Regions from separate parts of the Homo sapiens genome. Here region 2 is linked to region 1. Evidence: chromatin contacts called from ENCODE Hi-C or POLR2A ChIA-PET data. All regions are on one chromosome and are shown on one strand. The core of a region is the stretch at or near the end of the contact, and the rest is flanking DNA. Distances in the headings are between cores, read along the strand shown. Region 1 holds the start of NKRF (NFKB repressing factor). Region 2 overlaps SEPTIN6 (septin 6).

The links. Hi-C counts contacts between places; a loop is a spot of excess contacts on that map. ChIA-PET counts read pairs that join two places held with the same protein, here RNA polymerase II (POLR2A). Pooled maps may share reads with other maps.
Region 2: a pooled map shows a loop between it and region 1 (2.4-fold over the local background). The contact joins the enhancer-like site here to the promoter of NKRF in region 1. A Hi-C loop is called at or near these places in 3 of 168 maps with a recorded cell type or tissue (Caco-2, Calu3 and sigmoid colon) and 7 of 50 pooled maps. POLR2A ChIA-PET finds 5 or more read pairs at or near these places in 15 of 52 experiments (BJ, CD4-positive, alpha-beta T cell, CD4-positive, alpha-beta memory T cell and 11 more).

The regions. Positions count from the first base shown.
Region 1 is chrX:119,604,640-119,610,036 of GRCh38, forward strand. It overlaps NKRF (NFKB repressing factor), which reads right to left and starts at 1,785. Exons shown (of 4, transcript NR_163972.1): 1 at 1,092-1,785. RefSeq lists a silencer at 1,319-1,368 and an enhancer at 1,909-2,018.
Region 2 is chrX:119,663,279-119,668,856 of GRCh38, forward strand. It overlaps SEPTIN6 (septin 6), which reads right to left. Exons shown (of 11, transcript NM_145799.4): 3 at 204-399. Among named protein-coding and RNA genes, the nearest start is that of MIR766, 19 kb to the left of the region's middle. RefSeq lists an enhancer at 2,846-2,935. Within about 2 kb of position 4,098, at least 5 of the 41 ENCODE cell types and tissues checked have a DNase peak (open chromatin) inside an H3K27ac peak, as active enhancers do.

The DNA of each region.
Region 1 (5,397 bases), core at 535-3,034:
CATGATCATATTCCAGAATCTCTCACCCTTCCTGATTTAAAAAAAAACAAAAACAAAAACAAAAACAAAAAACTATGATTGCAGGAATGTCAAAAGAAGTCGTCTCCCAATCTATCAAAGAATGAATAGTCTAGTATAGGGCCGATTTAGGGGTTCTGAAGGACAGAGGTCCAAGTAGCCTCTTCAAAAAAAAAAAACAAACAAAACACGCTGCGTTGGAACCATACTGCAGTCTCCATTGAATGCAAAGAGCTTTCAAAGAGGCCTGTTCAAAACGTCACCAGGTTCTAGGAAAGGGGGGAAAAACAAACACACACACACCCCCACCCCCACCACAGACACACACACCTAAAACCTCACTCAGAGCCAAATGTTAATCCTTCTGATCCCATTTAGGGTAAAAAGAGGGCAATCCATTTTTACAGTAGATATATCCATTTCTTTGTTTGAGTCCAGACACATTATGCGCAAATCTACAAGCAAGGCTGACGCTGCTGCGGCTCAGAGAGCTGATACGTACCGCCTCCCCAGGAGAAGACAGTAAGACCCTGCTAGGGGGCTGCAAGTAGAGGGGGGTATTTAAGAGGAATGGAAAAAGAGAGTGGTCAGGAGGAGACTAGAACAGTGGGGTCCCCTCGCCCTTCCCCCACAACTCCAACTGTCGAATATATTCTCTGCGGATACTGCATCCTTGGAAGGCCCTACGCAGGTCCGAGATGCTGCTATTCATCATTCCCCACGTCCTCTAATACCGCCACCAACTACAATGACCACCTCTCAATAATCCTCTTCTAGGCGCTGCTTCATCTCCATCCCTGGTCCTGGAGAGGCCGCTTCCGCGATCTCTGCACCCTCCTAGCTGTTATGTCATGCCCAGCCACCACAGTCGGCCACCCCACCCCCAGGCCAATAGTGATCCCTCTAGTGCCCTCCAGCACCTCCAAATCTCCAGCCTCCAACCTATCCTCCGCATCCCGCCCCCGTCCCTATCCCAACCACCATCATCGATCCCTCCAGCGCCGTCCCTAACCCGATCCCCCATCACCGATCTCTCACCCCCGTCCCTAACCCGACACCCACACCTTCCTCACCTGCAGCCCAGGAAGACGTGGTTGGTCCAGGCGGCGGAGAGCGCGAGGAGCTGGTCGAGGGCAGCCCCGGGATAGCTGTGCAGGTGCCGACAGATGAAGCTGCGCCGCAGAGCCCACTGCCAGTCACTTTCGTGGCTATAGCGCCACTGCTCCAGCACTGGCTCGGGCGGGGGCGGCGGGAGGGGCGGCAGCGGCGGCGGCGGGAGGGGGGGCAGCGGCGGCGCGACAGGAAGTCGCCCCCCAACAGCAGACGTCCTCCAGCCATCTTCTCCGCCCCCAAGCAGGGACCCCAGGGACGAAGCCGACTACGGACCGCGAGCTAGGCAGCTAGCAAGCGGGCGGAAACGGGGGGCCGGTGGGAGGGGCCGGGTAAGGAGGGGCGCGCTGAGGGGAGAAGATCAACTCTCGGGGGGACTGGAGTGTGTGCGTGGGGGCCACCGTTAGGAGGAAAAGAGGAGCACGAGCTCGCGTCCCGACACTGGGATGCACGTCCCCTACACTCCTCTAACTCGTGGAGGAGCAGAAGGGCTTCCGCCGCACTCACGCGCGAGCCGGGGAGGCCGAGTCAGGCTCCGCACCTCCACGGATCCGCAGACCCACGCACTGCGCGGAGAGCGATAAAAGACCCCAGCACGCTCTGCTCCCCTCCTCTAGGTTCTAGCCTACCTACCCGCGTGCCGTCCGGGGTTGTGAGGCCAGTGCGCTTGCGCCGCGGCTGTTCCCTAACTTCCAAATCCCGTCGCAGAATCTCGCGCGACGTACTTTTTTCCCTCCAGTGACGACTACGGGCCTTTGACGCACTACGGTGACAAGCGGAGGGCGGGGACTCCAGAAAGGGAATTTAGGAAGGTTCTCTGAGGTTCGAGAATATGGTTAGAAGGTGCCCTCAGATGAATGTTGGTAGCCCACGGCTCGTCTGACGCTTTTCCCTGGATTTTTAAGCGGCGCGACAGTGAGACCATGTTCCTTGTAAGGGATTTAGGTCTGCACTGGACTTTACATTAAAACAAAACAAAACAGTCAGCTCCCCGAGGTGCCTTTTCTTCAGAGAGTAGCTTGAAATGCTCTGTGCATCGTGCATCATTAGCTTTGTGTAATAGCTTACTGCGGAAACGTAGTAAAAATGAAACACTTGCCAAGAAAATCATCCACAGCGCCGCTTCTCAAGTTAGCCAGTTTCAAGTCCATACTGTATCCCAATTACGAACACAGATACTGTTTACACAGTTCTGATCACGATTGCAAGTCTGTATTTCACGTATCAACTTAAGTGCAAAAGATTACAAGATACAAAAGGGGCCCACAGAAGAGGGTACTGCAAGGTAGAGCCGCTCAATCACTGTAGCCAAATGTATCACTCCACCCGGAGTCAGCTTCACTCAATAACTTCAGTCCCTATCTGCCAACCTGTGTCACGAAAGCAGTTAATCAATGAGTGTCTGTCGGCGGGAATTTACACAGCACCTACTGTGTGCTCAATACAGCAAGAGTACAAAAAAGAAGGAAAGAAAGTGGGTTTTCTCTGTTGTCCTGGAATTGACTACAATCTTGGTGGGGAGAAATAGCCCTGCATAAAACTAAATGTTCCACCAGGAGCCGGACCATTGGATGAGGTGGCTTTAACACACTACCATCTTTAACTCTTTAATGACGTATTTCTAATTATATGACACTTTATGTTAGGGGTGTATTAGACTGAGAGGAGCAGAAGATAACAGCACTTTACACACTTTCATAATTTATTTCCACGTCTGTCTTTCTCCGTGGTGGGCATTCATGTTTATTGGGGTAACAATCGAAATGTTTTTAAAAAGTTCACAAGGTGATACATGCTGTGAAGAAAATAAAACAGGCTGGGTGCGGTGGCTCACGCCTGTAATCCCAGCACTTTGGGAGGCCGAGGCAGGAGGATTACTTGAGGTCAGGAGTTCGAGACCAGCCTGGCCAACATGGTGAAACCCCTGTCTCCACTAAAAATACAAAAATTAGCCGGGCGTGGTGGCAGGCGCCTGTAATCCCAGCTACTCCGGAGGCTGAGGCAGGAGAATCGCTTGAACCCGGGAGGCAGAGGTTGCAGTGAGCCAATATCGCGCCACTACACTCCAGCCTGGGCAACAGAGTGAGACTCTGTTTCAAAAAAAAAAGAAAGAAAGAAAACAGAGCAGTGCAAAGGCAAATGACTGGGGGAACACTAGATGAGGAGTCAGGTGACCTAAATTCTCATCTCATCATTGCCAACAACTATCTCTACAGCCTTCGGCAAGACACTTCACCTCTGTGGCCTTATTTTTCTCACTCGTACAATCATTACTTGAATTTATTATCTCTAACCTTCCTTCGTAGTACTATATTCTTTGATTTGATGGTTTAGAGACTAACATTACCTCAATAAACATGAATGCCCACCATAGAGAAAGACAGACATGGAAATACAGAATTCTGAAACTGAAAAGTGCTGTTATCTTCTGCTCTTCTCAGTCCAATACACCCCTACGCATAAGGTGTCATATAGTTAGAAATATGTCATTAGAGAGTTAAAGAGGGCACTGAGTCAAAGCCACCTCATCCAGTGGTCCTACTGCTGGTGGCACATTTAGTTTTACATAGGGCTATTTCTCCCTACCCAGCTTGTAATCAATTTCAGGACAACAGAGAAAAACCACTTTCTTTCCTTTTTGTATTCTTGCTGTATTCCACTGGAATGTCAGTTACATGAAAGCATGGAACTCATCTGTTTTGGTCTTAGCACCTATACCTTGATCCTGCAGGCACTCCAGAGATATTTGTTGAATTAAATGCATAAATGAATGAAGCTCTTCCTTTTGTCTCAACCCAGTGAAAATCATTTCCTTGGAGCCTACATTTTAAGCTGATTTGTTATTTTATAATTAGATTAATTTCAGCCTGCTATTGTTTGAGTGTGTCCCCTTCAAAATTTAAGTGTTGAAACTTAATGGCTGATGTGATGGTATTAAAAGGTGGGACCTTTAAGAGGTCATTAAGCCATGAGAGCTCCTCCCTCAGGAATGGGATTAAGGACCTAATGAAAGAGGCTTTAATCGGTGTTTGGTCACTTGCCCTTTGCCTTCTGCCATGTGCGGATATAACACTCCTCTCCCCTTGTTGCTGGAGGATGCAGCAACAAGGCACCATCTTGGAAGCAGAGAGCAGAGAGCTGCCCCAACCAGACAACTGAACCTTCTGGTGCCTTAATCTTGGATTTCCCAGGCTCTGGAACTCTGAGAAATAAATATATATTCTTTATAAGTCTCAGGTCTCAGTATCTTGTTATAGCAGCATAAATGGACTAAGACATAGCCTAAGTTGCCAACTTTCACCAAAATCCGCATTGTAATAAATATACATCTTTCCTAGAAAACAATCTGTGAAAAGATAAACTACTTCCTCTCAGCCTGGATTAAAACTTTTCCGTTGTATAGAAACAAATAATTGTAATCTGACTTTTGAAATTGGATTACAAAATAAAAGGTGTTGGAACTGATGTAAGAGGCCATCTGCTCTGGAACAACCATAACAGGATTCCATTTGTAAATCCCACTAAGGAATAAGCAGTTTCATCCATAGAACACAAATTTCCAGGATTCTCCATGTCCTTCTCTCCCTGGTATCCTTCTGATTACAAAAAAATCCATCAGCCAATCTATTTTAGCCCATTCCTTTCTCACAGCCACAGAGGGTTTCTCAGTGAGCAGGAGTTAAAACCCCTGAGAAGAAATACATTAGTTGAAGAGAGGTGTAGGCATAGATAATAAAGGTTGCCATTACAATCCTAAACAATCCAGAAGGCTGGGCGCGGTGGCTCATGCCTGTAATCCCAGCACTTTGGGAGGCCGAGGCGGGCGGGTCACCTGAGGTCAGGAGTTTTAGACCAGCCTGGCCAACATGGTGAAACCCCATCTCTACTAAAAATACAAAAATCAGCCGTGCATGGTGGCATACGCCTGTAGTCTCAGCTACTCAGGAGGCTGAGGCAGGAGAATTGCTTGAACCTGGGAGGTGGAGGTTGCAGTGAGCTGAGATCACGCCACTGCACTCCAGCCTGGGCAACAGAGCAAGACTCCGTCTCAAAAAAGAAAAAAAAAACAAAAATAAAAACAATCCGGACACCACCTGTAATCATCCATCCTCCTCCTCTCTATTGCAGGGGTCTGTCACTGTCTTTTTTTTTTTTTTTTGAGACGGAGTCTCGCTCTAATCCACTGTTGCCCAGGCTGGAGTGCAGTGGCACGATCTCAGCTCACTGCAACCTCCGCCTCCCTGGTTCAACCAATTCTCTGCCTCAGCC
Region 2 (5,578 bases), core at 2,848-5,347, 61 kb after region 1:
AAGTGAGTGGAGTGGAACAGTTGCTGTAGACAGGGACACCAGACAGGGCCTATGCTTGGGAGGTACCTGCTGCTGCCCACACCATTCTGGGAGGACAGGCTTGGGCCCGATATCTGTGCTGTCTTCAAGATCTCTGTGGTGAGCTCCTCTCTGCGGCCCTCTACCAACCTCCCCACCCTACCCCACCCCACCGCCTTCTTTACCTGTCCTCTTTGTTGATCTGGTCCCCAAAGCCAACTGTGCTAACGATCGTGAGCTTTAGCCTCACGTTGCTCTCTTGGAGGTCATAGGTATTAGACTGGAGCTGGACACCCGGCTGTGTGTGGGTGGCTGGCTCCCCTTCGAATTTGGTGTTGAACAGGGTGTCCATGAGGGTGGACTTGCCCAAACCTGTCTCTCCTGAAAAGCAAAAGGATAAATTATGGTCTGTTCACATAGTGACTATTCAGCCCTTACACATCATGTTTCATATACACATTTGTTGACACGGGAAAATGAACATGATAAAACATAAAGCAAAAAGCAGAAGCAGATGAACTATATGATGTCAGTTAAATGAAAAAGACTGAAAGGAACTATACAGACGGATCAGTAGTAGTCATCTCAGATAGTAGAATTGAGGTAATTTTCATTTTATTCTTCCAACTTTTTTCTGTCATTTGGAAATTTTACCTTGAGTATACATTGTTTTTTTTGTTGTTGTTTGTTTGTTTGTTTGTTTTTGAGACAGAGTCTTGCTCTGTCACCCAGGTTAGAGTGCAGTGGCATGACCTCGGCTCACTGCAACCTCCATCTCCCGGGTTCAAGCGATTCTCCTACCTCAGCCTCCCGAGTAGCTGGGATTACAGGCACCCGCCACCGTGCCCAGCTAATTTTTGTATTTTTAGTAGAGATGGGGTTTCACCATCTTGGCCAGGCTGGTCTCAAACTCCTGACCTCATGATCCACCCGCCTCGGCCTCCCAAAGTGCTGGGATTATAGGCGTTAGCCACCGCACCTGGCCAAGTATACGTTGCTTTTATAGTCAGAAAAAGAAATTATGTTATAGGCAGCAATGGAGAGATATAGCTATGCCTAGAAAAAAAGACTGGGAGGAAATACAATATACTCTTACCAATGGCTATCTCTGAGTGGTGATCTTATGTGTGGTTTTCATCCCTTTCTTTATGCTTTTTTATATTTCCCAAGTTTTCTAAGTGGAATATGTATAGTTTTTGTCATAAAAATTAGAGGACTATTTTAAATTTTTTTAAAAAATGACAGCAGTGGCCAGGCGTGGTGGCTCACACCTGTAATCCTAGCACTTTGGGAGGCTGAAGCAGGCAGATCACTTGAGGTCAGGCATTCGAGACCAGCCTGGCCAACATTGTGAAACCCTGTCTCTACCAAAAAATATATATATACATACACAATTTAGCCAGGCATGGTGGCAGGCGCCTGTAATCCCAGCTACGGAAAGGCTGAGGCAGGAGAATTACTTGAACCAGGGGAGGCAGAGGTTGCAGTGAGCTGAGATCGTGCCACTGCACTCCACCCTGGGCAAGAGAGTGAGACTCCATCTCAAAAAAAAAAAAAAAAAAAAAGACAGCGGTCCCTTGTCAAACAAATATCCTTTCATCCCAGTCCCCACCTCTCCTCCCTGCCAGGCCTAAACAGCCCTCTGGGGATGCCCCAGATGTGCCTCCCCACGGTGAAAACTGTGCAGGCTCCTGGCTTATCCTCCCAGCCTGGTTGAACGGTTGAACTTTCAGTGAGACCGTTTTTAACTAAGAGGGGCGGGGTGGGGAGACCCAGCAGGCCACAAAAATTCTTCTTCTTCTTCTTCTTTTTTTTTTTTTTTTTTGATACAGCGTCTCGCTCTGTTGCCCAGGCTGGAGAGCAGTGGCGCAATCTCGGCTCACTGCAGCCTCTGCCTCCCGGGTTCAAGTGATTCTCCTGCCTCAGTCTCCCAGGTAGCTGGGATTACAGGTGCCTGCCACCATGCCCTGCTAATTTTTGTATTTTCAGTAGAGATGGGGTTTCACCATGTTGGCTAGGCTGGCCTCAAACTCCTGACCTCTGGTGATCCACCTGCCTCGGCCTCCCGAAGTACTGGGATTACAGGCATGAGCCACCGTGCCCGGCCCTTATCCTTAAATTTTAAACAAACTAGCCATTTATTTGTTTAACTACTAGGCTGCGAGATACTAATAAGTCAAACTGTTGGAATTTTAAAAGTCTTGAACTTCACACTAGGGAAACCAGTAGGGGAAAGGCTGTGGCAGACTGGTGAAGGTTTTGGAAGCTTATTCCTGGGAGATCAAGGGATACCAAGCCACTGTCAGGAGCCAACAAGACTTCAGGGAATGGGACATCACAAGAAGTCAGGAGTTGGTGACAAGGGGGCTAAACAGGAATCTGATATGAGGCCACAAACTGGGCTGGGCGCTGCTTATAATCTCTACAGATCCAGGCTGTATTTGACCCCTCAGCCCACCCCAAGTGACTCAGGAATACCAGGAATTAAAGAGTCAGTAGAGAGGGCCAGGCGCGGTGGCTCACGCCTGTAATCCCAGCACTTTGGGAGGCCGAGGTGGGTGGATCACGAGGTCAGGAGATCGAGACCATCCTGGCTAACACGGTGAAACCCCGTCTCTACTAAAAAAATACAAAAATTAGCCAGGCGTGATGGTGGGTGCCTGTAGTCCCAGCTACTTGGGAGGCTGAGGCAGGAGAATGGCGTGAACCCAGGAGGTGGAGCTTGCAGTGAGCTGAGATCGCGCCACTGCACTCCAGCCTGGGCGACAGAGTGAGACTCCATCTCAAAAAAAAAAAAAAGAGTCAGTAGAGAGGCAGGCACTTCGAAGAGAGGATATCATTAATTACTCTGGCCTGCCCTTTGAAGACAAAGACTACTCTCCCATTTATTCCGCTATCATCATCCCTGTTTTTCCCTCTCCTCTCCCCAACCCAGGGGGAATGTGAGCCTCGACTTCTCTTCACAGTCGGGACTGGGTTTGCATTGGGCAAATTGTGGCCTGCCAAACCCCGCCTTGCGACCAAAAGCACACATCTGCAGGGTGGTTCAGGGCTACGGTTAGAGCTACATGATGCAGAACTGAAAATGCTCCATCTCCCCTCCCCACTCTGGGTGTGTCTAGCCTGCTTCTTTTATCCCAAATAATGAGCTATGAATGCAGGAGGTGCCTTTTAAAATATCTGTGTATGATGAGAGTTTTCTGTGTGTGGACAGAGAGAAGGGAGAGAGAGAGAAGAGATAAGAGAGAGGAGGGAGACAGGGAGAGGGAGGGAGAACAAGGAGAACATTCAATTCAGTCTGGCTACCCGGCCCCCCAGCCCAATTTCATAGCCAGGTCTGACTAACTTGGTAAATTGCCAGAGTGTGGGGAAATGGTTCCTCACACAGATCATGTTTCAAGCCAGGGTCTGCTATATCCATTAGCAGCAAAGACTCTTGAAGAAGAGGCCCCCTTTTTCCTCCCCTAAAGGAACAGGAAGTATTTGGGTCCCAAGAAGAATTTTATGAGGTGGGGCCTTTGCCATGGGAGGTGGCAGACTTGGCCAAGCAGTGGAATGTATCACACCCCACCTCACCCAAAGTTGGGGTGCACCTTAACTGCAAACGGGGCCAGCACCTTGGAGGTGGGAACACAGTGTGGCTCCCACATCCTAACTCACCTCCCCTCTCGAGGGCACTGAGGTTTGAGCTACAGTTTAGCTCATCTTCCTATGTGCCTGATGAATTTTCCATGTACATCCTTACCCCCAACTCCCTCCCATGGAACAGAAGGGAGCACATGGAACAGAACCATCCTTACCCCCAACTCCCAAAACCCTTCTGTTGCATGAGCTCCCTGCCGAATGCCCTGTAGCTCCTAGGGAGTGGGGGTCCTGTTTCCCCAGCACCCAGAGTGGGCACCCTGGCTCCCCGATCCTAAGAATTCTCAGAGAGCAGGAGATGGGCCATCTTCCAGTACCCCCGAGAGTGCCTAACCCAAGGTTCACACAGAAGGCCTCAGGGGCAGCACCGCAGCGTTGAGGGACCCACCCTGTTTGCACAGCTGGAGGAATGGGGGCCGGGCAGGGCAGGACAGGGAGCTGGGAGGAACAGCAGGAGAAATGACCACCCAAATGCCTGCTGGCACAAAAGCGCTGTGGAAATTAGATGCCAAATAATGAACGTCTGGAAGAAAAGAACACCCGGGTGTCTAGGGAATTGAGATAAATGCAATAGTAGAGAGGGCAGAAAATCAAGCGAGCTCATCCTATGGCTATCGAGAGCTCCTGTTCCAGTTTTCCATCAGTGTAGAGCCTGGGGGTCGGGGAGGCTTTCTGTCAATGACTGGCACAGACCCAGCCTGATCCTAGGATGCTGCCCCTCCCACGGCTGCCCTGGGCCCAGTACTGAGTGTGAGTGTGTTGTGAGGGGGAGGCACACGTGACCTAACTGGGATCAGGTCAGCAGATTCCACACCCCTGCAGGAAGGTGGAGACTTGGCAATTCGATTCCAGCAGGAAACCTGAGGAGTCCCGAGGGGTCAATTTCTCACTCCTCCTCCCCCAGCCCTCCCAGGGCTCCTCCAAGTGGATAGTAAGGTTTTTAACGCATGCTCCACCAGCCAAGAGGATTTCATCTCACTTTGCTTAATGTAGATAGTATTCTGGAAACAATAGTTTTAAAAAAAATTAAAACATATATGAGTACTACGAAATATGTTTTTTTTCAAACTATGCTCTTGCGGGACGGTGGCTCAGGCCTGTAATCCCAGCACTTTGGGAGGTCGAGGCGGGTAGATCACCTGAGGTCAGGAGTTGGAGACCAGCCTGGCTAACATGGTGAAATCCCGTCTCTACTAAAAATACAAAAATTAGCCGTGCATGGTGGCAGGCTCCTGTAATCCCAGCTACTCAGGAGGCTGAGGGTGGAGAATCGTTTGAACCCGGGAGGCGGAGGTTGCAGTGAGCAGAGATCTCACCACCACACTCCAGCCTGGGCGACAGAGCGAGATCCTGTCTAAGAAAGAAAGGAAAGACAGAGAGAGAGAGAGAGAGAGACAGAGAGAGAGACAGAGAAAGAAAAAGAAAAGACTTCTAGCCAGGTTATCACTAAGTTACTTTGTGACATGAACTGAGCTCTTTCCCCTCTCTGGGTCCCAGTCTCTTTTTCTATAAAATGAGAGCGTTGGTAATAACAGCTATTGTTTACAGACACTGCTCTAAGTTTTTTACATATATTTTCTTATTTATTCCTCACAGCAAGCCCATGAGGAAGATGTTACTATTTGTCCTCAATTTATAGATGGGTTAACCAAGCCACTTACTAGCTGTGTAAATTTGCACCAGTTCCTCAGCATCTCTGCACCTTACTTTCCTCATCTATAAAATGTGGAGGGGCCGGGCGCAGTGGCTCATGCCTGTAATCCCAGCACTTTGGGAGGTTGAAGCAGGAGGATCAGTTGAGGCCAGGAATTCGAGACCAGCCTGACCAACATAGACCCTGTCTCTGTTTTATTTTTTATTTCCATAGGTTTTTGGGGACAGGTGGTATTTGGTTATATGAGTAAGTTCTTTAGTGGTG